2 separate regions of the Homo sapiens genome follow, and region 1 is linked to region 2. Evidence: chromatin loops called from intact Hi-C (ENCODE). Cell type or tissue: sigmoid colon. All regions are shown on one strand. Links, peaks and the distances in the headings refer to the core of each region. The heading gives the core; the rest is flanking DNA.

Region 1 (15,932 bases), core at 3,416-11,415, 110 kb after region 2:
AACATTTTGGAGGTGCAAGTTCTTTCCAAAGTTTTCTTATTCCTTCTCTTTTTACATATATATCATTAGGCTGAGAGAACAAAAGCATCTTTTTGTAGCCTGCTTGCTCCAAAATTGATGTTTGTGACATTTGAAAAATAAGTAAAAGAAAAAGCTTACATAAATTCCAGAAGAGTTGGCTTAGTCAGGCCTCTCTCTCTTTTTCTTTCCTGACCACTGACTGCTTTGCTATAGGAGCTGTGCTAGGTGGGATGGGGAAAACTCTGGGTGACCTGAAAGCTTGAAGGCTGTCTCCTTGGTGCCCATAGTTGCCTCTTCCTGGGGACATTCCTGATGCCTTCACCTCTAGATCCCCACCCTCCTCAGAATAGGGATAGGTTTGGAACAGAGATGAGGTTGTCAATTTCCCAAACTCTGGATGAGGACTCTCAGATCTCAGGTGCACTCCAACTTCTCATTACAGAGCTCAGATCAGACTGACTTTTCCCCGCTAAGTAATTTATTTATTGTGGTAAAATATACATAACATTACTATTTATCATTTTAATAAGTGTATAATTCAGTGGCATTCAACACTTTCACAATGTTATTTAACTATCACCACTTATCTGTACCCAAAACTTTTTTTTATCATCCTTGGCATAAACTCCCATTAAATACATTAAACAATAACTCTTTCTTTCTCACCTCCTCCCAGCCTCTGGTAGCCTCTAGTTTACTTTCTGTCTCTATAAATTTGTCTGTTTTAGGTACCTCACATTAGTGGAATCATACAATATTTTTCCTTTTGTGTCTGGCTTGTTTCACTCAGTGTAATGTTTTCAAGGTCAATCCATGTCATAGCATATATCCAAATTTCATTTTTTTTTGGCTGGATGATATTCCATTGCATGTATATACCACATTTGGGTTGCCCGTTTATCTGTTGATGGACCCTTGGGTTGTTTCTAGCTTTTGTCTATTGTGAATGATGCTGCTATGAACATGGGTGTGCAAATGTTTGTCTGAGTCCCTGATTTCATTTCTTTTGGATATATACCTAGGAGTAGACTTGCTGGGTCATATGGTAGTCTATGTTTACCCTTTTGAGAAATCATGGTCAGCCCTCTTTTAATGCATGAGTAAGGGCAAGTATTCAAAGCAGTCTTAGCATGGGCTTATGGCTCAAATAAAGAGCACTCAGTTACCCTAAAATAGCTTAAAGTTCTTTAGTGCATGGTATAAGGACTTCCAATGGTGTGGTTTTAAGTGAGAAGGAGCAGGTGAGGTTGAAGTGGAAGGCAGGGCTGGTAGGGAAAATATCAGTCTTTTCCTAGAGTGGAAGAATTAGAAAGGAGCAAGTAAGCTACAATATTTTACCTACTGATGTTTGCTTACGTTTAAAAGGCATTGTTAAACAACTGCCTAATTTGTTTATTCTTGGGGCTATTCTACAGTAATATATGGAATATAGTATTCAAGAGGCACGGCAGATAAACAATAAAGGAAATGTCATTGCCATGTGACAAAATAGAGATGTAAGATTATGCCTATGATATGTGAGAGGAGACAAGATAAAAAGATTATGCCTAAAATATGTTTTAGGATGCCCTTTGATATTGTACCAATAAGAGACATTATTTTTCTTCCTCTAAGTCTCTGGGAATCCAAATTCTTGTTTTTAAAAGCAAAGAAGATTTCTTTTCTTTTCTTTCTTTCTTTTTTTTTTTTTTTTTTTGAGAAAGAGTCTCGCTCTGTTGCCCAGGCTGGAGTGCAGTGGCACGATCTCAGCTCACTGCAACCTCTGCCTCCTGGGTTCAAGCAATTCTCCTGCCTCAGCCTCTCGAGTAGCTGGGACTACAGGCACACACCACCACGCCCAGCTAATTTTTGTATTTTTAGTGGAGACGGGGTTTCACCATATTGGCCAGGCTGGTCTCGAACTCCTGACCTGGTGATCTGCCCACCTTGGCCTCCCAAAGTGCTGGGATTACAGGCGTGAGCCACCATGCCTGGCAAAAGCAAAGAAGATTTCTAGCTGATACTTTTTCTAGTTTTTAAAACCACTTTGGTAGAAGATGCCAGACATAACACCTTTGGTGGGTGGGAGCTTCTATGCAAACAGCTTTGATGTTTGATATTGGTCAGATATTGGCCTTCCTTAACATTGAGCACATACACTGTGCATCTGTTCATACTCTTGGGGGCAGAGTACAAATAATGTGTTTGGAGACTTGAGTGGAGATTTGGTTGCAAGGTGATATGGTTTGGCTCTGTGTCCCCACCCAAATCTCATGTTGAATTGGGATCCCGAGTGTTGGAGGTGGGAAGTGATTGGATCATAGTGGTGGTTTCTAATGGTGTAGCACCACCCTCCTAGTGCTGTCTTGTGATAGAGTTCTCATGAGATCTGGTTGTTTGAAAGTGTGTAGCACCTCCCCCTTTTCGCTCTCTCTCGCTCTCTCTCTCTCTCTCACCTCTCTCTCGCTTCACCATGTGAAGATGGTGCTTGCTTCCCCTTTGCCTTTCACTATGATTGTAAGTTTCCTGAGGCCTCCCCAGAAGCAGAAGTCTGCACTGCCCACAGAACCATGGCTGATTAAACCTCTTTTCTTTATAAATTACCCAATCTCAGGTAATTCCTTATAGCAGTGTGAGAATCGACTAATACACAATGTATGGTCAAATATTATAGTTACCTAACTTAAAACATGTGGTGGGGTATTTATTAACCAATATAAGTATAGGTAAGTATCATCACATGCCTGTAAGTTTTTGCATATTGTCTGATGATAGGTTTTAGAAGATGTTAATGACCTTATCAAGATGAAACCTGGAAGCTCTGTGATAACTTAACTATGCATGATATTTTATAAGTAAAAGAATTCCAGGAACACTTCTCAGACCATTCCTGTTTTCAATTAAAGCCAGTGTCCAAAGAAGAAAATAGGAAAAAGGGGGCAAGTTCAGAAGAGAAACACACAGTGACAATTAAGAACTTAATTCTAAGACTTTCAAAAAAATTGTAAGAATGAAAGTTGAGAAGCATTATCTGAATGGCTACCTTTGTTGAATGATTTATGTCAATATGAAGAAAAGGTTCCCAATGAATATAACCATGAAACATTGGAATGGAACTCTGTAGTAGATTATGGAATCTTCTATGCTGGAGGACTTTGAAAATAAGATTTAAAAATTTAGTAGAGTAGTTTTAAGCCAATATTTCCAAAGCCAAGTGACACTGCAGATTGAGATATTTGAAATCTTCTATTTCTCTTCCTAGAGATGAAGCAACCACTATGCTTAGCACTCATGCTCAGAGGAATAGGCAAGATGGCAAGGGCTTACTGGTCCAGGGGCCAGAGGATAGTTTTGTAACACTAATTTAAATCTGGTTAATTGAGAAAGCAGAAGCAGTAAAAAAAACTCTTCCAGTTCATGTTATTTTTTAAGAATTAAAATAAATGATGCCACAGAAACAATACATTAATATCTATCTCAGAGTTTTAAAGTACATGCCTATTTTGTATATGGCAAATGTTACAGATCACGATGTGTGAATTGGGAGGGTCCCTGTGATCATCCAGCATGGTGGTTTTCATGCTGGGTTCTGTAGGAGGCCAGGGCTCTTTGGTCTAGTGAGGGGAGGACCCAGCACTTGAACTCAGGTGTTCTGACTCCTGGGCCTATTTCCTGCTGCTATTTCAATGCAGTCTCTCCTGCTTCAATTAAAACTCTTCTACTTGTATCTGTTTAATATATTTGTGTTCTTTCTTAATTTCTATTTGGCCTGCCACACACTGAACACAATTTAAAAATAAAATTCCACCATCATTTTTCAGAGAAGAGCCCAAGCTTTCACGGAGTTCAGTGACTTGGCCAAAATTACAGTCGTCTCATGAGAACAAAGATCCAGTTTTCCAGACTTGCAGGGGGGTACTTTTAGGGTTGTAGGAGAGTGAATGTGCCAAACAAATTTTGTTAGTGGCAAAGACACATATCTTGTAGGAGAGTGTGTTGGAGAGAAAGCCCAAGGACCTTCAGGTGTGAATACAATGTTTGTGGGGAAAGAAATGTTTGAATCTAGAGTTATCTTTGGTGGCTGCATTTTGCAGTTATCTGTTGGTGTACAACTAACCACCTCAAAACCTGGTGGCTTAAAACAATAATTTATTATTACCTCTCATGGTTCTGTGGATTGACTGGGCTCAGCTGAATGGTTGTCACTTGTGATCACTCATGCATTTGCACTCAGATAAAGGCCGGGTTTGAAGTCATTTGAAGACTCAGCTAAGCTGGATGTGCAAGATGGAATTTTCATTCCCAGGTCTGGTGCTTCAGCTGGGATGGCTGGAAGAGCTGAAGGCTAGCTGAGCATTTCAGTGTCTGTGCAGTGCTCCACGTGGCTAGCTTTGGCTGCCTTACAGCATGGCCATCTCAGTACAGTTGGATTTTTTTTAACTTGTTCTCTGGCATCCTCCAGACCATGTGTCCTATAACACCAAGGTAGAATCTCCAAGGCTTCCTATGAGACAGTTGGAGGTCATGCAGCTTTTCCTATGCTGCATTCTCTTGGTCAAAGGTAAGCCATAGGGCTAGTCCAGATTCAAGGTGAGAGAACTACACAAGATGTGAATACCAACTCACTAGGGGCCATCTAGAGAGACCAGATATCACAGTGCAGATAATAGATTAGGCCCTCTGACTATAGATACTTTGTCATTAGGCATGTGGGTAAATGGACATTTCTAACAGTACTGTTGTAAATGCATGAGATATAGAAGTGAACAAAACAGGTAAAACCCATGCTGTTGTGGCTCTGACATTCTAGTGGGAGAGACTGAGAATTTAACAAGTCAGTACATAAATAACACAGTTTCAATGAGTAAGAGATGTAAAGAAAATAAAATAGAAATGGATAGAGCTTGAGGGAGGCCTATTTTAGGGGATGATCAGGGAGGCTTCTTTGAGAGGTGACATCTTGGCTGAGCCTTCAGTGAAGAGGAGGAAGCAATGTGAAGATCTGGTTGCAGAGCTTGCCAGCCAGAGGGAAGAGCGAAGGTACAGACCCTGAGCCAGGACTGGGCTTGGCATATTTTAAGAATGGAAAGAAGGCCAGTGTTCTCCAATGTGCCTGGAGTATAAGGGAGGAGGAGAAGGTTGGCGGGAGAAGGATGGAATCTCAGAGAAGATGTTTTCTGTCCCTTGGTTTATTATCTGTCCTCTCCCACAAGAATGGAATCTTCTCAAAGACAAGAACCTTGTTGGTCATGTTCGTTCCTGTGTTCACAGAGTCTAGTTCATGTTAGATGCTCAATAAATATTTGTTGAGTGAATGAATCACTGAGTGGTTGTTTCTAACCACTGAGTTTCAACCATACTCCTGTGGAACTCTGACTGACCTGAGATGTTCTAATGTTGAATAATTACTCTTTTTTTTTCACTTTGCAGGAAGAAAAGAAGTAAGCGAAAAAGAAATATGACAATAATTTCCTCCTCATAACAAAAAGGAAAATCTTTGGTTCATGCTACTTACCAAATGACTCCTAGTGGAGTGCAAGTGCCTCTACCAGATTAGAAAGGTCCCATGACTCTCAGATGGTTTAGACCCGGAGCAAGTCCAAGAATCACTGTTTATAATCCACAGGCAACAATTTAGGGTTATGGAATCTCTCATATTTTCTCAGAGAAACATTCATACAGCTACTTCCTTTCCTTGTTTTGGGAACTAATGATCACACCATCAATATTAGTCCTGGCCTTTCTCTTTCCTCCTGCCATGATTGGCATGTTCTTTTTCTTCGTGTGAAATGTTTTGACAATGCAATTCATGCATTGCAACTGACAGATCATTTTGAAGTAGTTAATATTGAATCATGGTTAGTGTCTTTATATTACATATTTTCTATCACTTGTATACTTTTTATTGCTTATTCTGACTTTTCGTCTTTTTAAATATATTTTCTTTTTCTTTTTTGACAACTTCTATTATTACAGCATTTCGTTATCTTTTCTCCAGTCTTTTCTCTATGTAGCATTATTCATTTTTAAAAATCATTTGAAACTAGTAAGTTGAAACAAGGAAGGAAAGGGGGAACAAAAGAGAAGGGAATGCAGAGGACTTCTACTCCTCAGGCAAATAAGAAAGTTTTTCTACTTTTCTCAAGTAGCCACAGATTTATTTTACTTTCACTTTTTGGTTGAATCTTTTAAATAGAACCTTCATTTGAGGCAAATTGTGTAGCCCTCCCTCTTTCCCTCCTTCCCACCCTTCCTTCCTTCCTGGCTTCCTTCCTCCCAAAAACATTTTTTTTGCATGCCTTTTACATGTCAGGCCATATTCTGGGTGATGGAGATATAAAAATAAATAAGCACCATGATTGCTATAAGTGAGTTTGCAGTCCAGTAGAAGAAACATATCAATAAACAGATATTTACAGAACATACATGCACACACAGAACCTTACTCAGAAACCATCATGTTCTTATATCACAACCAGATACAGTGCCAGGTAACATCATGGTGTTAAATGGAGAGAAAGGAAAAGGGCTGACCATTTGATGCTTCGTGTTCTTTTGTTTTGGGTCACACACAAACCACTCATTCCCAATTGTCCACCCCCTGCATCCCCCATGCATCTGAACAACTTTTAGAACAGGCTCTAGGCTGGAAGTCAGGAGAACTGGGCTCTATTCCAAGCTCTGTGCTTTGTACTGGAATGTGATTCTATTAATGGAATACAGCACTGAAGTAATAGAACTACTGGCCTTAAGGAAAGGGCCCTAGATTGCATAATTATAGCAGTATCTCTTCTTTCTGTCTTTATATAGACAAACTACAGAAATGGGGTAGGGGAGACTTTTTACATAGAAATGTTGTATAAACCAATTGCAAAACCTTAAAAAAATTTTCATGAGGAGAGGGTAGTTATTGAAGTCTATTCACCTGAGAAGATAAGTGCATTTACCATCTTCCTATAGGGCTCTGTGATTTGCATTAGCTTCTACGTTTAAAAGCATACCAGGCGGGGCATGGTGGCTCATGCCTGTAATCCCAGCACTTTGGGAGGCTGAGGTAGGAAGATCACTTGAGCTCAGGAGTTTGAGCTCAGCCTGGGCAGCATAGTGAGACACTGTCTCTACAAAAAAAGAAATTAAAACAATTAGCCAAGCATGGTGGCATGTGCCTGTAGTCCCAGCTATTTGGGAGGCTGAGATAGGAGGATCACTTGAATCTAGGAGATCAAAGCTAGAGTGAGCCATGACTGACTGAGCCATTACACTGCAACCTGAGTGATGAGTGAGACCCTGCCTCAACAACATACGAGAATACCAGATGAAAACAGAACATTTCACTGTGTGTTAAAATCCCAGACTAATTCAAGTCAGAATTTAGTTTTTATTTTTAGTAGTAGTTGAGGAAATCAAATTAAAGAGTTATCTTTATTCCATATCAACAAATATATGATAAATTCTCTAATAAGACACCTATCAGAGGGTGATTCAGACATTGGAAATAGACAGACATTGGTCTTATAGAAACCGAAGCCCCCAGATTTTGAAAAAATATTGTATAAATTTGCAGTAGACACTACAAAGAATCAGGTGATGAGAGCTGGTGGGAATAGTCTTGATTCCTGGCTTCTTAGCTGTATTTCCCAGGTGGTCCTACAGTATTTACTTTTCTGCACTGGATGTCTAAGGGATTGTCGATGGTATTTTTTTAGTAAACAACTCTCCTTGTTTGAGCTAGTTGAGGGAGTTGTCCTGGAGATAAGAGAGTCCTGAATGGGGGTAGAATAAGGGAATGGTTAAGAGTCAGATTAATCTGAGAATCCTAATATGCACTTTACTACGTTGGACAAGTGACTTGCCTTCTCTAAGCCACAATTTTTCTTATCTATGGGGAAAAATGGGAATAGTAGTAGCAACTGTTTTATAGAATCATTAGGGATAAAAAGTTCAATTCAATGAGAAATCTTAACTATCCTGAATATATACCCACACAGCATTGGAGCACCCAGATTCATAAAACAAGTACTTCTAGGCCTACAAAAAGACACAGACAGTCACACAATAATAGTGGGGGACTTCATTACCCCACTGATAGCCTTAGATCATCAAGGCAGAAAACTAACAAAGACATTTCTGGACTTAAATTCGACACTTGACTAATTGGACCTAAGAGACATCTACAGAACATTCCACCCATCTACCACAGAATATATATTCTCATCTGCACATGGAACATACTTCAGGATTGATCACATGTTCAATCTCATGTTCAGTCTCAATAAATTAAAAAAAATTGAAATCATACCAGCCATAGTCAAAATGTGGTAGAATAAAAATGAAAATCGATTCCAAGAAGATCTCTCAAAACTACAAAATTACATGGAAATTTAAAAACTTGCTTCTGAATTACTTTTGGATAAACAACAAAATTAAGGCAGAAATCAAGAAATTATTTGAAATAAATGAAAACAGAGACACAACATACCAAAATCTCTGGGATGCAGCAAAAGCAATGTTAAAAGGAAAGTTTATAGTGCTAAATGTCCACCTCAAAAAGTTAGAAAGATCTCAAATTCATGATCTAACATCACCCCCAGGGAAACTAGAAAAACAAGAACAAAACCCTAAGTTACTAGAAGAAAATAAATAACTAAAATTAGATGAGAACTGAACAAAATGGAGACTCTGAATTCCATTCAAAGAATCAATGAAACCAAAAGTTGGCTTTTTGAAAGGATAAACAAGATCAGCAAACTGCTAGCTAGATTAATAAAGAAAAAAGAGAGAAGATCTAAATAAGCACAATCAGAAATGACAAAGGTGACATTACAATCTATCCCACAGAAATGCAGAAGATCCTCAGAGACTATTATAAACACCTCCATACATATAAACTAAACTCTAGAGGATATGGCTGAATTCCTGGAAACACATAGTCCCCAAGATTGAATCAGGAAGAAATTGAAACCCTGAATAGACCAATATCAAATTCTGAAATTGAAATCAGTAATAAAAAACCTACCAATCAGAGAAAGCCCTGGATCAGATGGAGTTATAGCCAAATTCTACCAGAAATACAACGAAGAGCTGGTACCAATCCTACTGAAACTATTCCAAAAAATTGAGGAGAAAGGACTCTTCTCTAACTCATTCTATAAAGCCAGCATCACCCTGATACCAAAACCTGGTAAAGACACAACAAAAACAGAAAACTATAGGCCAATATCCCTGATGAACATAGATGCAAAAATTTTTAAGACAATACTAGCAAACTGAATCCAGCTGCACATCCAAAAGGTAATTCTTCATAAACAAATAGGCTTAATTCCTGGGATGCAAGGTTGCTTCATTTTATGCAAATCAATAAATGTGATTCATCACACAAACGGAATTTAAAACAAAAACCATATGATTATCTCAATAGATGCAGCAAAAGCTTTTGATAAAATCCAACATTCTTTCATGATAAAAACTCTTAAGAAACTAGGCATCAAAGGAACATACCTCAAAATAGTAAGAGCCATCTAGGACAAAGCCACAGCCAACATCAGATTGAACAGGCAAAAACTGAAAGCATTTTCCCTGAGAAGTGGAACAAACAAGGATTCTCAGTGTCACTACTCCTATTCAACATAGTTCTGGAAGTCCTCGTCAGAGCAATCAGGCAAGAGAAAGAAATAAAAGGCATCCAAATAGGAAAAGATGAAGTCAACTTATCTCTCTTTGCTGATGATATAATTCTATACTTAGAAAACCCTAAAGACTCTGCCTAAAGACTCCTGGAACTTAAAAATGACTTAGTAAAGTTTCAGGATACAAAATCAATGTACAAAAATCAGTAGCATTTCTATACACAAATGATGTTCAAGTTGAGAGCCAAATCAAGAATGCAATCCCATTTAAAATAGACACACAAACACACACACACACACACACCAGAAATATATCTAACCAATGTGGTGAAAGATCTCTACAAGGAGAACTATAAAACACTGCAACAAGAAATCATAAATGACACAAACAAATGGAAAAACACTCCATGTTCATGGATTGGAAAAATCAATATTGTTAAAATGGCCATACTACCCAACGCAATCTACAGATTCATTGCTATTCCTATCAAGCTATCAACATCATTTTTAACAGAATAAGAAAAAAATACTCTAAAATTCACATGGAACCAAAAAAGAGGCTAAATAGCCAAGGGAATTGTGAGCAAAAAGAACAAAGCTGGAGACATCAAATCACCTAATTTCAAACTATACTATAATGCTACAGTAACTGAAACAGCATGGTACTGGTACAGAAACAGACACATAGACCAACAGAACAGAATAGAGAACCCACAAATCAAGCCACATGCCTACAGTCATCTGACCTTTGACAAAGTTGTCAAAAATAAGCAATGGGGAAAGGACTCCCTTTTCAATAAATGGTGCTGGGATAGCTAGCTAGCCATATGCAGAAGAATGAAACTGGACCCCTGCCTTTCACCATATACACAAATTAACTCAAGATGGATAAAAGATTTTAATGTAAGACCTCAGACTGTAAGAATCCTAGAAGAAAACCTAGGAAACACCATTTTGGACATTGGCCTTGGGAAATAATTTATGATTATCCTCAAAAGCAACTGCAACACAAACAAAAATTGACAAGAGGGACCTAATTAAAGAGCTCTGCACAGCAAAAGAAACTATTAACAGAGTACACAGACAACTTACAGAATGGGAGAAAATGCTCACAAACTATGCATCTGACAAAGATCTAATATGCAGAATCTAGAAGGAACTTAAACAATTGAACAAGCAAAAAACAAATAACCCTATTTAAAAATGAGCAAAAGACATGACCAGATACTTCTCAAAAGAAGACATACAAACAGTCAACAAACATGAAAAACGTTCCACATCACTGACATCAAAGAAATGCAAATCAAAACCACAAGAAGATACCGTATCATACCAGTTGGAATGGTTATTATGAAAAAGTCAAAAAACAACAGATGCTGGTGAGGCTGTGGAGAAATAGGAATGTTGTTGTGTATAAAAACAACAGTTGTTATACTGTTAGTGGGAATGTAAATTAGTTCAGACACTGTGGAAAGAAGTTTGGAGACTTTTCAAAGAACTTAAAACAGAACTACCAGATAACATGATTGTATATCTAGAAAACCCCATTGTTTCAGCCCAAAATCTCCTTCAGCTGATAAGCAACTGCAGCAAAGTCTCAGGATACAAAATCAATGTACAAAAATCACAAGCATTCTTATACACCAATAACAGACAAACAGAGAGCCAAATCATGAGTGAACTCCCATTCACAATTGCTTCAAAGAGAATAAAATACCTAGGAATCCAACTTACAAGGGACGTGAAGGACCTCTTCAAGGAGAACTACAAACCACTGCTCAATGAAATAAAAGAGGATACAAAGAAATGGAAGAACATTCCATGCTCATGGGTAGGAAGAATCAATATCGTGAAAATGGCCATACTGCCCAAGGTAATTTATAGATTCAATGCCATCCCCATCAAGCTACCAATGACGTTCTTCACAGAATTGGAAAAAACTACTTTAAAGTTCATATGGAACCAAAAAAGAGCCCGCATTGCTAAGTCAATCCTAAGCCAAAAGAACAAAGCTGGAGGCATCATGCTACCTGACTTCAAACTATACTACAAGGCTACAGTAACCAAAACAGCATGGTACTGGTACCAAAACAGAGATATAGATCAATGGAACAGAACAGAGCCCTCAGAAATAAAGCCGCATATCTACAACTATCTGATCTTTGACAAACCTGAGAAAAACAAGCAATGGGGAAAGGATTCCCTATTTAATAAATGGTGCTGGGAAAACTGGCTAGCCATATGTAGAAAGCTGAAACTGGATCCCTCCCTTACACCTTATACAAAAATTAATTCAAGATGGATTAAAGACTTAAACATTAGACCTAAAACCATAAAAACTCTAGAAGAAAACCTAGGCATTACCATTCAGGACATAGGCATGGGCAAGGACTTCATGTCTAAAACACCAAAAGCAATGGCAACAAAAGCCAAAATTGACAAATGGGATCTAGTTAAACCAAAGAGCTTCTGCACAGCAAAAGACACTACCATCAGAGTGAACAGGCAACCTACAAAATGGGAGAAAATTTTCGCAACCTACTCATCTGACAAAGGGCTAATATCCAGAACCTACAATGAACTCAAACAAATTTACAAGAAAAAAACAAACAACCCCATCAAAAAGTTGGCGAAGGACATGAGCAGACACTTCTCAAAAGAAGACGTTTATGCAGCCAAAAAACACATGAAAAAATGCTCACCATCACTGGCCATCAGAGAAATGCAAATCAAAACCACAGTGAGATACCATCTCATACTAGTTAGAATGGCAATCATTAAAAAGTCAGGAAACAACAAGTGCTGGAGAGGATGTGGAGAAATAGGAACACTTTTACACTGTTGGTGGGACTGTAAACTAGTTTAAACATTGTGGAAGTCAGTGTGGCGATTCCTCAAGGATCTAGAACTAGAAATACTATTTGACCTAGCCATCCCATTACTGGGTGTATACCCAAAGGACTATAAATCATGCTGCTATAAAGACACATGCACACGTGTTTATTGCGGCACTATTCACAATAGCAAAGACTTGGAACCAACCCAAATGTCCAACAATGATAGACTGGATTAAGAAAATGTGGCACATATACACCATGGAATACTATGCAGCCATAAAAAAGGATGAGTTCATGTCCTTTGTAGGGACATGGATGAAATTGGAAATCATCATTCTCAGTAAACTATCGCAGGAACAAAAGGCCAAACACCGCATATTCTCACTCATAGGTGGGAATTGAACAATGAGAACACATGGACACAGGAAGGGGAACATCACACTCTGGGGACTGTTGTCGGGTGGGGGGAGGGGGGAGGGATAGCATTAGGAGATATACCTAATGCTAAATGACGAGTTAATGGGTGCAGCACACCAGCATGGCACATGTATACATATGTAACTAGCCTGCACATTGTGCACATGTACCCTAAAACTTAAAGTATAACAAAAAAAAAAAAGAGTCTCAGGCAGAAGCTGCAAGGACTTCTTAGGAGCTAACTTCAGAAGTCACACAGCATGATTTTAGTAGTATTCTGTTGAGCAAAGCAGTCACAAATCAGGCCACATTCAAGGGAGCAAAGGAATAAACTGCAACCCTGGCTTGTGTGGAAAAAAAATAAAAAACAACCAACCAAACAAAAAAAAAACAGAACTACCATTTTGACTCAGCAATCCCATTACTGAGTACATATCAAAAAGAAAATTAATCATTGTACCAAAAAGACACATGCACTTGTATGTTCCTTGCAGCACTATTCACAATAGCAAAGAAATGGAATCAACCTATGTGCCCATTAATGGTGGACTGGATAAAGAAAATGTGGCACATATATACCATAGAATACTATGCAGCCATAAAAAGTATGAATTCATGTCCTTTGCAGCAACACGAATGCAGCTTGAAGCCATTATCCTAAGTGAATTAACACAGGAACAGAAAACCAAATATCACATGTTTTCACTTATACATGGGAGCTTAACATCAGTTACTTATGGACATAAAGATGGCAACAGTGGACACTGGGGACTAATAGAGCAGGGAAGGAGGGGAGCAAGGGTTGAAAAACAAACCTCTGGGGACTATGCTCAGGACCTGGGTGATGAGATCAATCGTACCCCAAACCTCTGCATCAGGCAATGTGCAGGTAACAAGCCTGCACATGAACCCCAAGTCTAAAATAAAAGTTGAAATTAAAAAAAAATAAAAAGATACTCGTTAAAACAACACAAAAATAATATAGAATCATTAAGGAATATAAAGAGATAATATATACAAAGGACTTAGTACAGTATACCAGGCACATAGCACGCAATTCATATCCATTATTGGTTATCACCATCATCACATCATTATTAGCCAGAGTAGTAGTTTTACAAATTGAGAATATTGCCCTCCTTTAGTTCATCAGCCCTCTTAATGGCAACCCACGGTGTGTGGAGTATTATGACACGTGCTAGAGGAAGTTACTAAAGATATACAAGATGTGACCTCTGTCCCCATTTGAATCCTATTTGAACCCTATTTATGCTGAATCCTTGTCAGAAGTTAAGCCTGTATATTTAGATCAGAGCCATTTTTACGTTTAACTCACTAGATCTCAGCCATAATCTCTCTTGTCTATTTGCTTTTTCTTCCTCTTGTGAGCAGAAGGAAAGGAAGATGCTTTTGCCACCCCGAACGCTCTAGCTTAAGTAGTAAGAGTCATTGGAATTAAGAGTTAATCAATATGAACCCTGGTGGAATAGAGGCTTACGATAGCTAGGGTGACTGTCCTGGTTTGCTTAGGACAGTCTTGATTTAGTCCTGCTGTTCTGGCATGTTTATAATAGAGACTCTTTTCAATCTTAACACATGTCCCTGTCTGTAACATTTGTTGATAGCCAATCTATACTAGGGACCTAACTAAAATATCATATTAGCTCAGTTGTTTAGACTAGGCACCTAATGAACCAAAACCTTGGATCTGCCTGCCTTGCTGTCCAAGTAGGCTACTTACCTCTGTCACTCACTGTACTCCCTACTCCTATTAAATGGCTTGAAATTTATCAGAAAAGTAGGGTGAAAGCAAATGTAGCAAGAATGTCAAATTATCACAATTACTTGAAAAACACTCAAGCTTCTGCTCCATTGATGTCAAATCAGAAGCATTTCTTTATGCACAGAGCAGATAGCTTTATGATCCAATACAGAGTTTGTTATTGTTATTACTTATCTTGGCTTTCAGAACCACAAAACAGAATTTGTATTCAAACTTCATTGAAAATCATACTTCTGTTGACAGTGAGGTTGAAAGCAATCTGGCTTACTTCTCCAGATGCTTTCTTTACCTATTTTTCTCTAGAAGAAAGAAATCATCAGGAATCTGACTCTTCCACAGTAAAAACCTAAAGGCTGCTTCTTTGAAGCTCCCAGCTATGATTTTTCAGTTTATCACCCAGTGAACCAATTCTTTAAAGCCTTGGGTATCCAGGGGTTACTAAACCTCCAATAAGTAAGCTCTGTAAATAGTACACAGCAGAAAACATAACAAAATCAAATTTAGGATTTCTTTTTCATTTTCTATTTTTGTTATCTTCTCTATTTAAAAGTTTAGATAGGGATTGCCTTGGGGCTGTAGACTGAGAAGGGGGTAGAGGACTTTTAGGGGCATTGGAAATATTCTGCATATTGATCTAGGTGGTGGTTAGTTACATGGGTATATGCATATATAAAAATTGAGTGTATGCTTGAGATTTGTGCATTTTAATATATATAAGTTAAATCTCAATTTTATTTTTATTTATTTATTTTTATTATACTTTAAGTTTTAGGGTACATGTGCACAACGTGCAGGTTAGTTACATATGTATACATGTGCCATGTTGGTGTGCTGCACCCAGTAACTCGTCATTTAACATTAGGTATATCCATTTTAAAAGGTAAAAAGAAAAGCCTCAAACTTCTTTAGCCAGAGCTGGTAAAAGATGTATTCCGAGTTAGTAAAATAATAGAATGAAGGACAAAACAACAACATAAATATCTTTTTTCTTTTAGACACGAATATGATCTTTGTCTCTATATTTACTTTTTTTCTGTGGATAAATGCCTCCTTTTCTCTGCCTTAGTCTTTGACAATAAAGCTTCAAATTATGACAAATGAGTTTTTAGGTAGGACTTTTTCTGCCTACTTTTATTCAAATATTTATTTTAGTATGTAACACTAGAACATTTTAAACTCTTAACTACACTTTTCTTTGGCTTTATAAAATCTATGTAATATCTATTGAAAACCTCCTAGGCCATATCAGTCATGGTTTATGAATGGTAT
Region 2 (15,932 bases), core at 4,039-12,038:
GGAGGTATGGTAGGATCTCTAGAGCTGCCTCTAATGACAGCGGAGTCTCTTCAAGAAACTTTTGAAAGGGACCAAATTCTTTTTCTGATTACCTTTCTAGCTTCTCTGGCTGAGCCCCTATGCATTGGATTGACATAGACAGATTAACAAAAGAAAACAATCAGAATTTTATTAGTATGTGCACTGCAATTACATGCGGGAACACTCAGAGATGAATAAACTCAAAGGTTTGGTTGGAACATGGGCTTATAGCATTTTAGCAAAGGACCAATACATTTTTTTTTCTTTTTTTTGAGACAGAGTTTCACTCTTGTTGTCCAGGCTGGAGTGCAATGGCACAATCTCAGCTCACCACAACCTCTGCCTCCCGGGTTCAAGCCATTCTGCTGCTTCAGCCTCCCGAGTAGCTGGGATTACAGGTGTGTGCCACCTCACCCGGCTAAGTTTTGTATTGTTGGTAGAGACGGGGTTTCATAATGTTGGCCAGGCTGGTCTTGAACTCCTGACCTCAGGTGATCTGCCTGCCTCGGCCACCCAAAGTGCTAGGATTACGGGCGTGATCTTCTCAATTGCCTTCAGCTCAAAATAATCCTTATGTCAAAGTGTCATATTTTGAGGTGGCATATTCTGCCAGCCGACAGACCCAAGAACCTTGGCTAGAATGGATTGGTCTTGGATTGCAGTGAGTTGAACCCCTGTACAGAAGTGTAGAAGAAGGAAACATCTTCTAGTTGAGTTTTAGCTTCTGTCTGTTTTGAGCTGGTGAACTCAAATTGTTCACTGAATATTTAAATTCTTTGACTTTCACCTGTGAAAATCTCCTGAATGAAATGAGATATTTGATCCTATTTAGTGGGTCACTGAACATGCTTCTAACATGAAAACATTCAGCTTTGAGCTAGGAAGGTGAGCTGTGCTCACAATCTCAAACAGGGTAGGGGAGAGAAGATTTACATGTTCTGTGCCCTGTGCCCTTTCTTGGGGCCTAGAGGACACATTGACTTATCTTTTCTGGGGATAGTATAAAGGAACATCAACTTGCTCCTATTTTGTGCTGGAGAAGCTTAGAGAATCAGATGCTAGTTTTATACTACATCCCTCAGTATTAAAAGCTTTAATTTAAAAAAGAAAAAATAACAGCTGGGCACAGTGGCTTATGCTTGTAATCCCAACACTTTGGGAGGCTGATGTGGGAGGATCGCTTGAGGTCAGGAGTTGGCGACTAGCTTGGGCAACATAGCAAGACCCTGAATCTACAAAAAGTAAACAAATTAGCCAGACGTGGTGGTGCGTGCCTGTAGTCCCAGCTACTTGGGAGGCTGAGGCGGGAGGATCCTTGAGCTCAGGAATTCAAGGTTGCAGTGAGCTATGATTGTACCATTGCACTCCAGCCTGGGTGACAGAGTGAGATGCTATCTCTGAAAATAAGTGAATAAATAGATAAAAATAAAAAAGGAAAAAAGTTCATCTTTGGCCAAATGTCAACAAAGAAAATAAAAGGAGAAAAAAAGAATTAACGATTCATTGAAAATTTTTTTTCCTTCCTTGAAGAAACAATTTGTTCCAACCTAAAAAATTATGCAAAATCATTGTAATGTTTCCCCGGTGCTTTAAATCCAGATTTCAGGTGCCCCAAAGAGAGAGATCAAGTGATTTTAACCACCTGAAATGAAAAAAAAAAAAAAAAAAAAAAGAGGCCGGGCACAGTGGCTCACGCCTATAATCCCAGCACTTTGAGAGGCCGAGGTGGGTGGATCACCTGAGGTCAGGAGTTCTAGACCAGCTGGCCAACATAGTGAAACCCCGTCTCTACTAAAAATGCTAAAACAAAAATTAGCCGGGTGTGGTGGTGCACATCTGTCTGAGGCCCAAGAATCGCTTGAACCTGGGATATGGCAGTGAGCTGAGATCACACACTGCACTCCAGCCTGGGAGACAGAGTGAGACTCCGTCTCAAAGAAAACAAAAAAGATAAATAAAAAGCATCAGACAATTTTCTATAGCTTCTAGACCATAGAACCTGCAGCAATAACTCAATGAGTTTTTATTCTCATGTTTGCCCTGTGCAAGGAGCAGACCAAGAGAAGGGATTTGCCTGCCCTTGACTTTCTCTGCCATCCACCCCAGCTGCCAGGTAAATCACAAATCATGTAGTATTTTCTGTGAATGCAGGTAAGCTTAGCACCCCTGGCCTCATTCCCTTCCTTTTATTTTTTGACCTCTACATTTAACTATGACTTTTCTGGCGAACACATTGCCTTCTTTCCTCCTCAAGGGATTTCATTTTATTCTTGCTCACCGGAAGCACAGAACCACCCCAGCTGTGGCTAGTTTAGCCTTCCCAGGGCTCTCTCCACTGTGGCCTCCCAGAACTTCTAATCTACACAAGAAGCCTGCCCTACTGTTGACATTTTATAACCTATGTGCCTCTGTGACTAAATGGCTAGAGTTATCACATCTGCTCAGTCCTGCATCTTTATTAAAAAAAACCTGGGCAATGTGCCATCCTCTCTGTCCACCAACAAGATTTTTCTCTGTGAAACGCTTTCTTTAAAGTCTGTGCACAAAAGCATAATTGTTCCCTCAGAGTTGCTAAAATGACTTGAAGGGCTTGAGTTTTTTAGTAGCTTTCAGAAACAAAAGGAGCTTTCTAACTGGACAAGCTATTCCCTCCAGCAAAGGATCCTTGGCTGAACTTTGTTTACCATATTAAGCAGCATAGCGCAAGCTGCACTGTGGCTTATTGTTAAATAGTCACTACAGAAAATTCACTTCAGGGTTATTTCTGGTTTGTTATAACATGTATTTCTTTTCTCTTGTCTGTATCGCTTAATAACAGTAAGGAAGGTTACAGAAAGCTTTTTATGACCATCCTCACCCCAAAGTCAAATTAACTTCTCCCTCCTTTTGTCCCTAACAGATGCAGCGCACCCTGATTTTTTCATGTCTGTTTCACTCACTCAGTGGACGCTCTGTGAGGGCAGGACCTTGTCTAGTTTGTTCACGCTCTCTTGCTTTCCTGTGTTCATTGAGCAAGATGCCTGGCATATAGTGTGAAATTAGTTAACATTTGTGAAGAAGCAAATAAATGGATGAATTTGTGGAGGTATTGGCTTCTTTTTATATGTTTGGTAGAATTTGGTGATGGTAGAGACAGCTATTTCCTACCCCATATCCATCCCCTCTGTTCTAGGGTGGGCACAAAGCTGCTTGGAATAAAGTCAGCCTCTTCTGCCTTCTGACTGGAGGTATGGCCAGGTGAAAAAGTAGACAGGGTTCCTGAGGACTTCTAGGCATCGCCAGACCAGCTCCGAATTGCCTACCTGTAGGCTCTTAAACTTCCATTTTGTTCATTTTTTAAAAAATCACTTGCAGCCAAATCTAGTCATAACAGGTATGTTGGTTTAACATGTGTGTCTGTGAAGACCAGGGAGAGATTGGGATAAAAAAATCTAAATCCAAGGATGGATACAATGGTCCATGCCTGTAATCACAGCATTTTGGGAGGCCAAGGAGGGAGGATAGCTTGAGCCCAGGAGTTCAAGACCAGCCTGGGTAACATAGTGAGATCCTGTTTCTATGAAAAATGAAACAAAAAAAAAATTAGCTGGGCATGGTGGTGTGTGCCTGTAGTCCCAGCTACTTGGGAGGTGGAGGCAGGAGGATCGTTTGAGCTCAGGTGGCCTAGGCTGCAGTGAGCCATAGTCATGTCAACCGTACTCCACCCTAAGCGACAGATAGAGACCCTGTCTCAATCAATCAATCAACATAAATAAAAATAAATAAAATGAAAATAAAAATCTAGATCTAGCTAGGATGACCATAGAAAACCATGCCAGTTTAGAGGTGTTTAGAATTAACTAAGCTTATATTCTTTAATTTATTTCATATCTATTCAGTTACAAATGCGGGGCATTTCCCCTTTTTATCTTCTTACTCATTGGTTTAGGAATAGTAATAATATTATTAGTATATTAAAATGTTGATATATTTGAATGCATCATGCTAGGCTCAAAATATCTATGTAAGTGCAACTGGCAACAAAGCAGGAAGTTTGATACACCCACCTTGGTATTTTTTTCACTCTCAGACATAAGGGGAAGGCAGCCAATTGTGATTTTTTTATAAGTTTTTCTCCTATTATTTTTATGTCACAGAAGCCAATTTCTATTTTATCTTAAAGAATTTTGTTATTATTATTATTTTTTTTTATTATTATACTTTAAGTTTTAGGGTACATGTGCACAATGTGCAGGTTAGTTACATATGTATACATGTGACATGCTGGTGCGCTGCACCCACTAACTCGTCATCTAGCATTAGGTATATCTCCTAATGCTATCCCTCCCCCCTCCCCCCACCCCACAACAGTCCCCAGAGTGTGATGTTCCCCTTCCTGTGTCCATGTGATCTCATTGTTCAATTCCCACATATGAGTGAGAATATGCGGTGTTTGGTTTTTTGTTCTTGTGATAGTTTACTGAGAATGATGATTTCCAATTTCATCCATGTCCCTACAAAGGACATGAACTCATCCTTTTTTATGGCTGCATAGTATTCCATGGTGTATATGTGCCTCATTTTCTTAATCCAGTCTATCATTGTTGGACATTTGGGTTGGTTCCAAGTCTTTGCTATTGTGAATAGTGCCGCAATAAACATACATGTGCATGTGTCTTTATAGCAGCATGATTTATAGTCATTTGGGTATATATCCAGTAATGGGATGGCTGGGTCGAATGCTATTTCTAGTTCTAGATCCCTGAGGAATCGCCACACTGACTTCCACAATGGTTGAACTAGTTTACAGTCCCACCAACAGTGTAAAAGTGTTCCTATTTCTCCACATCCTCTCCAGCACCTGTTGTTTCCTGACTTTTTAATGATCGCCATTCTAACTGGCGTGAGATGGTATCTCATTGTGGTTTTGATTTGCATTTCTCTGATGGCCAGTGATGGTGAGCATTTTTTCATGTGTTTTTTGGCTGCATAAATGTCTTCTTTTGAGAAGTGTCTGTTCATGTCCTTCGCCCACTTTTTGATGGGGTTGTTTGTTTTTTTCTTGTAAATTTGTTTGAGTTCATTGTAGGTTCTGGATATTAGCCCTTTGTCAGATGAGTAGGTTGCGAAAATTTTCTCCCATTTTGTAGGTTGCCTGTTCACTCTGATGGTAGTTTCTTTTGCTGTGCAGAAGCTCTTTAGTTTAATTAGATCCCATTTGTCAATTTTGGCTTTTGTTGCCATTGCTTTTGGTGTTTTAGACATGAAGTCCTTGCCCATGCCTACGTCCTGAATGGTAATGCCTAGGTTTTCTTCTAGGGTTTTTATGGTTTTAGGTCTAACGTTTAAGTCTTTAATCCATCTTGAATTGATTTTTGTATAAGGTGTAAGGAAGGGATCCAGTTTCAGCTTTCTACATATGGCTAGCCAGTTTTCCCAGCACCATTTATTAAATAGGGAATCCTTTCCCCATTGCTTGTTTTTGTCAGGTTTGTCAAAGATCAGATAGTTGTAGATATGCGGCGTTATTTCTGAGGGCTCTGTTCTGTTCCATTGATCTATATCTCTGTTTTGGTACCAGTACCATGCTGTTTTGGTTACTGTAGCCTTGTAGTATAGTTTGAAGTCAGGTAGTGTGATGCCTCCAGCTTTGTTCTTTTGGCTTAGGATCGACTTGGTGATGCGGGCTCTTTTTTGGTTCCATATGAACTTTAAAGTAGTTATTATTATTATTTTTAGATGATGTCTCATTCTGTCACCTAGGCTGGAGTGCAGCGGCACAATCTGGGCTCACTGCAACCTCCACCTCCTGGATTCAAGCAATTCTGTCTCAGTCTCCCCAGTAGCTGGGATTACAGGCGCTAGCCACCATGCCCAGCTAATTTTTGTATTTTTAGTAGAGACAGGGTTTCACTATGTTGGCCAGGCTGGTCTTGAACTTCTTACCTCAAGTAATCTGCCTGCCTCAGCCTGGGATTACAGGTGTGAGCCATTGCACTCGGCCAAATTTTTATTACCTCACTTAACTTAGCTCATATAAATATGAGCTTCCTTATTTGGAAGGAAAAACACTGGAATGTTCCTATATTTCTTTAACTGGTGCTTTCCCATATATACTCATTGTCTAAACTATGCTTTACTTACCATCTTAGCAATAAAGGAACAAGGAAATTCTATCTTTTTAAAAGGGGTGATAACTGTGGGTGGCTGTGGCAATGTGAGCAGACAGTGGGGAGGTGGTGATCTATGAGCTAAGATAAACAGATTTGTGAACCATTGCTTTATGGGAAAATTCTTTTTCTTCAATTTTAAGTGAGTCATACTTTTTTTTTCTCTTCTTATAGAAATTCTCATGAAGCACAGACAGTCATGAAGTTGGGAACTTATCAATCTAGTTGGAGCCATGGGACATTAAAATAATGTTTTCTCCTCAGTGCCCCTGGACCTTGAACTAGTAGGAAGCAAAAAGCAGAGGTTTCCATTGAGTTGGGCTATTTGGGGAACTTCCATTGACTTGGACAATGGAGGTTCAGCTATCCATCAAACTATTTGCAGAGTCCAAATTTTTATGCTTCCCACTGAACCCCCAAGTCAAAAAAACCATAAATTATGTTGTACCATATCAAATTGTCATTTTAAAAAAAGTTTAAAAATAATCAAATATTGGCAGTTTTATTTGGTTCAAAGTATAGATGAGTTTTCAATTTTCATGATTTTTTGAAGAGTTAACTTCTAAAAATAGCAAGCAAGAATATTACCAGTAACAAAATGTTAAATATAGAGCAATAGTTGAAAATTGATATTTAAAAAATAATTTATATATAAGAACACTAAGGCTTGGAGAGTTTAGACTGTTTGCCCACATGCACACAGCTGGGAGCTGGAAGGGTCATAATGAGAACCTGGATCTGGCTGAACCTGAAACCCAGGCTGGAGTGCAGTTGTGTGATCATGGCTCACTCCAGCCTTGACCTCTCAGGCTCAAGTGATTCTCCTGTCTCAGCCTCCAGAGTAGCTGAGACAACTACAGGCCTGTGCCAACACACCCAGCTAATGTGTTTTTATTTTTTGTAGAGATGAGATCTCACTATGTTGCCCGGGCTGATCTTAAACTCCTGGGCTCAAGTGAGCCTCAAGCCTTGGCCACCCAAAGGGCTAGGATTATAGGCGTGAGCCACGGTGCCCAGCCTCAGCATGTTGTTAACATTAACAACCATCTTATCTTATTTTCTTGTTATGAAACAGGGCATTTGAAAAAAACCTAGAAAATATAGGTAGGCAAAAGAAAAATTTGGAGAATAAGCAGATATCAGTTTTTGCCCTCAGTCTAGAGAAGGGGGAAGTCAATAAACAAGTAAATCAGCAAATATATTGACCACAAATTGAGATATTTGAAACAAAATGCCATTAAAAAGAGAAAAGACTTTTAGAATATAGAATAATGGGGTCAGGGAGGTGTGGGGGAATATCCTAACTTAAGGAGGTCAGCAAAGCCCTTGTTGAGGAGATGACAAGATGACATTTCAGCTGAGATGAGAATGGAAGGAGTGATGCAAGCAGCTGAGTGTCCAGGCAAGGGTCAGTCAGGGCAGTGTAAAGGATTAGAATGTACCATCTCAAAATATGCTGCTTTGGCATATTCATTATTTTCAGATGAAGGCAGTTGAGAAACAGCATATGCAGGAAGGGCTCTCTGCCCTCCCCTTTTCTACCTAAAAGCAGAGCATAAATTTCCCATAAGTACCCTCCCTGTACCAGGAAGAAGAGTAGAACATTCTTATCATTGGAGATGGAGAGTTGATACTGAGATGAATCTATAAAAACAAATCTTACTAAAATAACTTATATCTTCCATTAGTTTCTTTATATATTTTATAGTCACTTTTCCACAATTCACTACCCCTAGCCCAAGCCTTTTTTTCCTTTGTCTTGCCACATCTTCACAATTTATTGCCCTTTGTTAAAATGGTATGTGAGCCCCTAGGTCTAACGGTCCTTTGGATTTTCATTTTTTTCTATGAAGCCTCTCATGTTATATAAAAATATTAATTAATATCAAATAAAATGTGTATAGTTTTCCTCCTGTTAGTCTGTTTTTTGTCCGTTCAAGCTATCATCTCCAGACTCAGAACCTAAGGGGGTAGAGGAAAAGCCTTTCCTCTTCTACAGCAGGAAGGAGGTTGGCATATTTGATATTCTTCCCAGGAAGAGGAAAAAGAGGAGGAAGCCAGTGGGGCTGGCTTGGAGTGAAACAGGGGATGTGGGTGTGTGCAGGATCCCTGCTGTTGTAGGACTTTCTCCTTAGTTCAGCTAACAACGGGGTTCTTGTCACACAACCATGAGAGATTAGGCTTGCAGACACTTCGAAGGTTTGAGAAAAATTGAATTTATTAGGCAAAAAAGGGAAAAAACAGGAAACAGGGACTCTCAGCAAAGCAGAAGTCCTGCTAGTTGGCTTCCTGCCTCACGGACTGAATCCCGGGTTCCACCCTGGAACAGGAGAGGCCAGGCTCCTCCCACCTGCAAATGACATGAACTTCCTGAGGCTCCACCCCATCCTCCCAGTGTGCAGGCTGGTTGAAGTTTCTGCCAGGGGGCAGAAACTTTTTACTTGGCTGTCTCACTGCCACACACTTTTGTAGATTTTGGAAGAGAGTTGAAATTCTGTCTTATGAGGAAATTAATTATTTATGTAATTAAAAAAAATGGAGGCCCAGCATGATGGCTCATACCTGTAATCCTAGAACTTTGGGAGGTTGAGATGGGAGGATCACTTGAGCTCAGGAGTTCAAGAACAGCCTGGGAAACATAGTGAGACCTTGTCTTTACTATTATTTTAAAGAAAAAAAAATATTTAAAATGGAATAATTCTAGGTACTTGGTGATTTGTAACTTTCCTTAATTGCCAATACATGTATATTGGGTACTTAGTCCTTTTGATATGTCAAGTGTCCCTACCAGCTGACCCTATTATAGATAAAACTGTTAAATAAACAATAACTGGGTTTTGTTTTGTTTTGTTTTTTTGAGAGAGTCTCCCTCTGTTGCCTAGGCTGGCGTGCAATGGCGCAATCTTGGCTCACTGCAACCTCTGCCTACTGATTTCAAATAATTCTCCTGCCTCAACCTCCTGAGTAGCTGGGGTTACAGGCATGCACCACCACACCTGGCTAATTTTTTTTTTTTTTTTTAATTTTTAGTAGAGGCCGGGTTTCACCATGTTGGCCAAGCTGGTCTGGACTCCTGACCTCAGGTGATCTGCCTGCCTTGGCCTCCCAAAGTGCTGGGATTACAGGCGTGAGCCACCGCACCTGGTCCAACAATAACTGTTTATTGCTAACTATTCTCTTACTGCCTTTGTAGGACAGAACTAGACTTTCTATTCCTACTACATGAGGTAAATTGGAAACAGAAAAAAAACTGCCACTTCTCTATATATGCATCTTTAAAAGCAGTTCCCCTGGGACTGAGTAAAAAAAATGCCAGAAATGGACATTTCTGTGGCAGGAAAAGATTCTTTCTTGTTACCGGCTTGTCTGCTGTTCTTTCTGAAGCCCTGGCAGAAGATAAAATCTAATTTGTACACAATGTTAATGTCATTAATTAAACTATGACACCTTACAAATCACATTATGTACCTACTCTTATTTTCTTCAGAATCTGACATAACTTAGCTTAGTATTTAGCCAGAATGATACTTTGGTTTCTCCAGGCGCTGATGTTGATGTGCCTCTCTGCCCTGCAGCTGGTGGATGAGGGGGATCTGGGGAAGATACTTTGTTTCCTGCCTCACTATATGCTCTTTTTGGTCACTATCGCTGTTTTCAGTTGACATTTCTGAATGACCACAGGGAGTGTAGCACATCCCAGTGCTGAGACATGAGTTGCTTTTAGAGTTTTAACATTGAGAATCACAATATCCAGTCCTGCCAAGTCAAACTTCGTAGGCTCAAGTGAGAAATTAATGTTTTGAGAGTCAAGTACAGCAAGAATGCTTTGGCATATTTTCAGTGGTGCTTGATAACAGGCTTACCCAAGACAGAGCAAATAAACAGAACAAGCCAGGGACCACTTTAGACATGATGGGTAATTTTCCATGGCTTATAGGGGTCTCGGAGAAATTCTTTTCAGATTTGTGTACTGAAAAGCTTCGCTCGATTAAGCGTGAGCAGACACCTCCAGAGTCTCACACACCCAATCTGAGGGAAAAACCACCTCAATCCGCACCCAGCTTGAATTCCCCACTTGATGCACTTCACCATAAAACCTAAGATCTGGTATGTGACAGCTGGCTGTAGCTGCAGTCCCATGAGCCCAGAACATTCTATGTTTGTGGTGTGTGTGTGTGTGTGTGTTGTTGTTATCGGTGGTGGTAGCAGCCTTTCTATCCACTGCAAAATTAGGCCAGTCTGAGATTTAGAAGATTTGGGACTGTTACACTGGGCAGTTGGTTTTCTGAAATATAAAACAAGGAATCAATGGAATGCAAATAGGCTGGGCGCAGCGGCCCTGTAATCCCAGCACTTTGAGAGGCCGAGGCGGGTGGATCACCTGGGGTCAGGAGTTTGAGACCAACCTGGCCAACATGGTGAAACCTTATCTGTACGAAAAATACAAAAATTAGCTGGTGGTGCATACCTGTAATCCCTGCTACTCCGGAAGCTGAGGCAGGAGAATTGCTTGAACCCGGGAGGCAGAGGTTGCAGTGAGCCAAGATGGCTCCACTGTCCTCCAGCCCTCCAGCCTGAGTAGCAGAGCGGAAAAAAAAAAAAAAAAAAAAGAATACAAATAGATATTACTTTTAATAGATTTTCTTTGAATAAACATAGTTGTCACATGTAGAGGGAGAAAGACACATGAAATGTATTTTACTTACGCAAGTCTGATGCACAGAGAGAGGATGGAAAAACTGCCATATGTGAATCAGGATCTACGGAGGCTGCAAGTAAACATAGGTGTTCTTGGGTACAGCATTTGAATGAATGGATGGAAGTCAGGGCTTAGATTTTCTCCACAGAATGGCTTCCAAAAGCACGGGAGATTTTATTTAATTGCACTAACTTCGAAACAATGCTCACTGGCACAAGAGTAAAGTTGTCATTAAAAAAAAATCCTTGGGGCCAGGCATGGTGGCTCATGCCTGTGATCCCAGCACTTTGGGAGGCCGAGGCGGGCGGATCACCTGAGGTCGGGAGTTTGAGACCAGCCTGACCAACATGGAGAAACCCCGTCTCTACTGAAAATACAAAATTAGCTGGGTGTGGTGGTGCATGCCTGTAATCCCAGCTACTTGGGAGGCTGAGGCAGGAGAATCGCTTGAACCTGGGAGGCGGAGGTTGCGGTGAGTCGAGATCACGCCATTGCACTCTAGCCTGGGCAATAAGAGTGAAACTCAGTCTAAAAAAAAAAAAAAATCCTTGGAGTTTTTACTGACCTTTGGAATCTTAAGCACTTTAATACATGTACTCTCAGGAGATTATTAAGCAATTGAAAGTTTAGACCCCTAAAACTGCTTTGTGCGAGATTCAAATGATAACTGATTTGAAATGGTCCCTGATATCTTTGGTTCCAGGGCAATGGGTGCTAGCTGGGCAGGTCCTGGCTTGAGAGAGAATTAGATGAAGGTCACTGTGCTGCTGGGGCTAACAGTGCCTATGCTGTCCTCAAGAGCTGGGGCCAGAGGCAAGTGGTAGAAGGACCTGGTCCAGCCTCTGAGGCCTATTGAAAGGTCCTGGGCAGCCTTGTGCAGAGCTTTTGTTCCTAGGAATTTCAATTTTCTATTCCCTTCTCTGAAAAGGAGACTTTTTCTGTGAATGTTTATCTTTAGGAAGCAAATTAATGGTATTAGGACATGATTCCCAGCCTAATAAGAAATGACCCCCAGTATTATTTACCTGGTTTCTCATTTTGATTTTGGCCTCCCTTGGTTCCAGATGGTGAAAATACATTTCAGGTATTATAAGATTGGAGGGACCTGATGAAATAGTAGAGTTTACTGATGTTGTGCTATTAAAAAGAAACAATAATAATCTCAATTATCCCACATTCTGAGCTCAGAAGTCAGTCTGGGCTAGGTGTGGTGGCTCATGGCTGTAATCCCAGTACTTTAGGAGGCTGGAGTGGGAGGATCACTTGAGGCCAAGAGTTCAAGACCAGCTTGGACAACATGGAGAAACTCCCATCTCTACAAAAAATTGAAAAAAAGAAAAAATTAGCCAGGCCTGGTGGCATGCACCTGTAGTCCCCGCTGCTTGAGAGGCTGAGGTGGGAGGATTTATCTTGAGAAGCTGAGGTGGGAGGATTTTGCTTGAGCTGAGAAGTTCGAGGGTGCAGTGAGTTAGGATTGAGCCACTGCATTCCTGTCTGGGTGACAGAGAAAGACCCTGTCTCTTTAAATAAACAAATAAATAGAAGTCAGTCTGGATATGTAATTTTTTTCAGAGTGCTTTGTAGTTACTAGACTTGGAAATTGATCTAATTTTGGTCATCTGTAAACACGTTGCAGACTTCCTTTTCTTACACACTGTATACCAAGTGTAGCACTTGGTATACAGTGCTACACTGTACACTGTACAGTCCTTTGTTAAGGACACTTCTGTGAACTTCAGTTTCTGGAGGTGCAGAAGATGTGGGTTTAGACAGGACACAGCTTAGCATAGTGGTCAGAAGCAAGGCTTCTGGAACCAAAGCACCAAATCCTGGTTCTGCTATTGACTAGCCCTGACTTTTGATAAGTTACTTTATTTCTCTGTGACTCAGTTCCACCACCTACAAAATGGGAATGTGTGGTGGTCACTAGAATGTGCTTTGCAAATCTTCAACTACAGGGAGTATAATTGACTAAGGGCCCCAGCTGCTGTGCTCTAAATCTATCACTGTGTGGAAGGGCCTGCCTGGCTGCTTCTGGCCAACTGAGTGCATCAAGGATACTAAGGCACACCCAATCCTGGGCCACACAGAGCTCCTTTGATTGCCACTTTGGCTTGTGGACTCCTTGATGGCTTTTCTAACAAAAGCTTTATCTTGTTTCCACCCTACCTTCTCTCCCTGTCTCCTCACTGGGATTAGACCTGCATCATGGCCTGAGGGCTCTCCAAGCCTAGCCAGCTCTTTCCCTATTTTCTCTCACTCAAGGATTTCTCCTAAGACAGAGTTGTCAGTTTAGAAACAAACAAGCATCAGGATGTCCAGTGAAATTTGAATTTCAGATAAAGAACAAATAATTTTTTATTATAAATATATTTATACTTTCATTTTACTTATTTTCCAGCTGGAAAAAAATTCAGACATCTTTATTCTCATCTAGGCATTTGCTTCTTGGAGGACCTAATCTAACAGTGGGCGCTAATAATTGTACCTACCCCCTAGGTAGAATTAAATGAGTAAAAGATATAAAGTAATTAGAGCTGGATTTGGCACTTAATAAGTGCTCAACAAATTTTAGTTACTATCAAAGACACAGGATGTGATCAGTACTGAATGGCTCTCCTTGGGTTGTTGTGCCTTTCCCCTAGAGGGGAAGGAAAAAAATCTCTGTCTTCTACTCTCCTAGATTTAGTGTCTGGGGTCTTGCAAATTGAACCAACAAAAGACAGATTAACAGGAGAAAAAGATTTATTTAATATGCATAATGGGGCCTCACAGAAATTAAATGAAAACCCCAAAGAGGTGACCAAAGACTTATATAGCATTTTAACAAAGGATGATAAATTTGTGGAGAAGTTGGATCTCCTAGGCACCGTACCTTGTGGGAAGGTAAATATATGGGTAATGAAAGATAAGGGTTATTTCAGCAAGGTTTATTTATGCAGATTCAAGCCAGTGCATCTCCAGTGATAAGAATTGTTTCTTTTTCCTGGTATGGGAGAGGAGAGAAAAGTGCCTTCACAAAGAGAAATTTATGTCCTGCTTTTAGGCAGATGGGGGAGGGTAGAGAGCTTTTTCAGCAGTCTGTTATTTCTCAATTGCCTTCAGCTCAACACAATCCTTTGCCAAAGTGGCATATTTTGGGGTGGCATATTCTGATCCTGATCATTCCCAAAGGTGTCAGTGGGACTAGTTGGCCTCCAGGCCTTGTGCCAGCTTCAGGGCAGCCCCCACACGGAGTGGTCTTGTGTTGGTGCTTGCAGGGTGGGTAGAAGTGAGAATGATCCCTCAGGAAAGCAGCTCTGTTCTCTTTTCTGCTGTCTAAATGAATGCTGCTGGGCTCCCTGCCTGTCAGTGTTTTTCCTCTGCACGGCAGCAGCTGTTTCTTACCTCTTCTGCTGTTTTTCTCTTATGATCTTGTTTCTCCTTTGCTTTAGTAGCCTTCATACAAAGAATCAGGCTTGGTCATCAGAAAAGCAGAATGCTTTTTTTTTTTGGCAAATCTCCAAAAGTTGTGTTTCTAGTTAGTCTTTCTGGCACTTCTCTTTATAGTTGTTTGATTTACTTTTGCCTTACAAGTTCCTTTATCACCAATGATGTTTTCTTCTTTTTCCCTTAACTATCAGGTTCTGCAGGAGTCTGGTTGCTTGAGAATCCTGGAGGGTTGAAATCTCGATATTTGAGGTGATGTGAATAAATTGTATAGAAGTAGGTGGACACTAATGGAACAAAGGAGGAATTTCATGGCTACCTGGGAGAATTAAAAATGTTAAAGCTCGGCCGGGCATGGTGGCTCACACCTGTAACCCCAGTACTTTGGGAGGCTGAGGTGAGCAGATCACCTGAGGTCAGGAGTTCAAGACCAGCCTGACCAACATGAAGAAACCCTGTCTCTACTAAAAATACAAAATTAGCCAGGTGTGGTGGCACATGCCTGTAATCCTATCTACTTGGCAGGCTGAGGCAGGAGAATCACTTGAACCTGGGAGGCGGGGCGGAGGTTGCGGTGAGCTGAGATCATGCCATTGCATTCCAGCCCGGACAACAAGAGCAAAACTCTGTCTAAAAAAAAAAAAAAAAAAAAAAAAAGTTAAAGCTCAAAACAAAATGCCTTGGGTGTTTCAAATAGATTCTGGAAGTTTGACTCTTATGTGTTAGGACCAGAGGCATTTGAGAAATTCAATAGCAGTAATACATTATTGATTTACATTTTCCTAAAATCCAGAAAAACAGTTGTTTCAAAATACCATGTGGACATCAATTAATTTTTATCAGTTAACTTTGGGATAAATTTTTTTCCCCCTTAATAGCAGCCTTACCTTGTCAACAAAGAGTCAAACACTGCAAAATATTTGAAAAGATTTATTCTGGGCCAAATATGAGTGACCAATGGCCTGCGACACAATCCCAGGAGACCCTGAGAACATGTGCCCAAGGTGGCTGGGCTACAGCTTGTTTTTTTTTTGTTTGTTTTTTGAGACGGAGTCTCGCTCTGCCACCCAGGCTGGAGTGAAGTGGCACAATCTAAGCTCACTGCAAACTCCACCTCCTGGGTTCAAACAATTCTCCTGCCTCAGCCTCTCAAGTAGCTGGGATTACAGGCGCTCATCACCATACCTGGCTAATTTTTGTATTTTTAATAGAGACAGCGTTCCGCCATGTTGGCCAGGCTGGTCTCGAACTCCTGACCTCAGGTGATCTGCCTGCCTCAGCCTCCCAAAGTGTTGGGATTACAAGCGTGAGCCACCACACCCAGCCTACAGCTTGGTTTTATACATTTTAGGGAGACATAAGACATCAATCAATACAGGTAGGATGTACATTGGTTCAGTCCAGAGAGGTGGGACAACTTGAAGTGGGGGCTTCTAGGTCACAGGTGGATTTAAAGATTTTTTGATTAAAGACCTGGAATCAATAGAAGGGAGTGTCTGGGTTGAGATAAGGGGCTGTGAAGACCAAGGTTCTTATTATGTAGATGAAGCTTCCAGGTAGCAGGCTTCAGAGAGAATAGATTGTAGCTATTTCTTTTCAGGCTTAAAAAGGTACCAGACTCTTAGTTAATTTTG

Evidence for each region. Peaks named below come from ENCODE experiments on the same cell type or tissue, not always from the same donor. Only the 100,000 strongest peaks of a DNase experiment are listed, where the experiment ranks them.
Region 1: it touches region 2 in a loop (2.5-fold over the local background); 23 of 110 quality-filtered maps call a loop at or near these places.

What each region holds. Positions count from the first base shown.
Region 1 is chr5:126,405,840-126,421,771 of GRCh38, reverse strand. It overlaps a transcript of GRAMD2B not described here. Among named protein-coding and RNA genes, the nearest start is that of GRAMD2B, 9.6 kb to the left of the region's middle. In sigmoid colon, for the core only: no CTCF peak of the experiment used is centred there; a DNase peak (open chromatin) is centred at 6,641; H3K27ac peaks cover 318 bases.
Region 2 is chr5:126,518,375-126,534,306 of GRCh38, reverse strand. No RefSeq gene overlaps it. Among named protein-coding and RNA genes, the nearest start is that of ALDH7A1, 69 kb to the left of the region's middle. In sigmoid colon, for the core only: no CTCF peak of the experiment used is centred there; a DNase peak (open chromatin) is centred at 8,486; H3K27ac peaks cover 1,409 bases.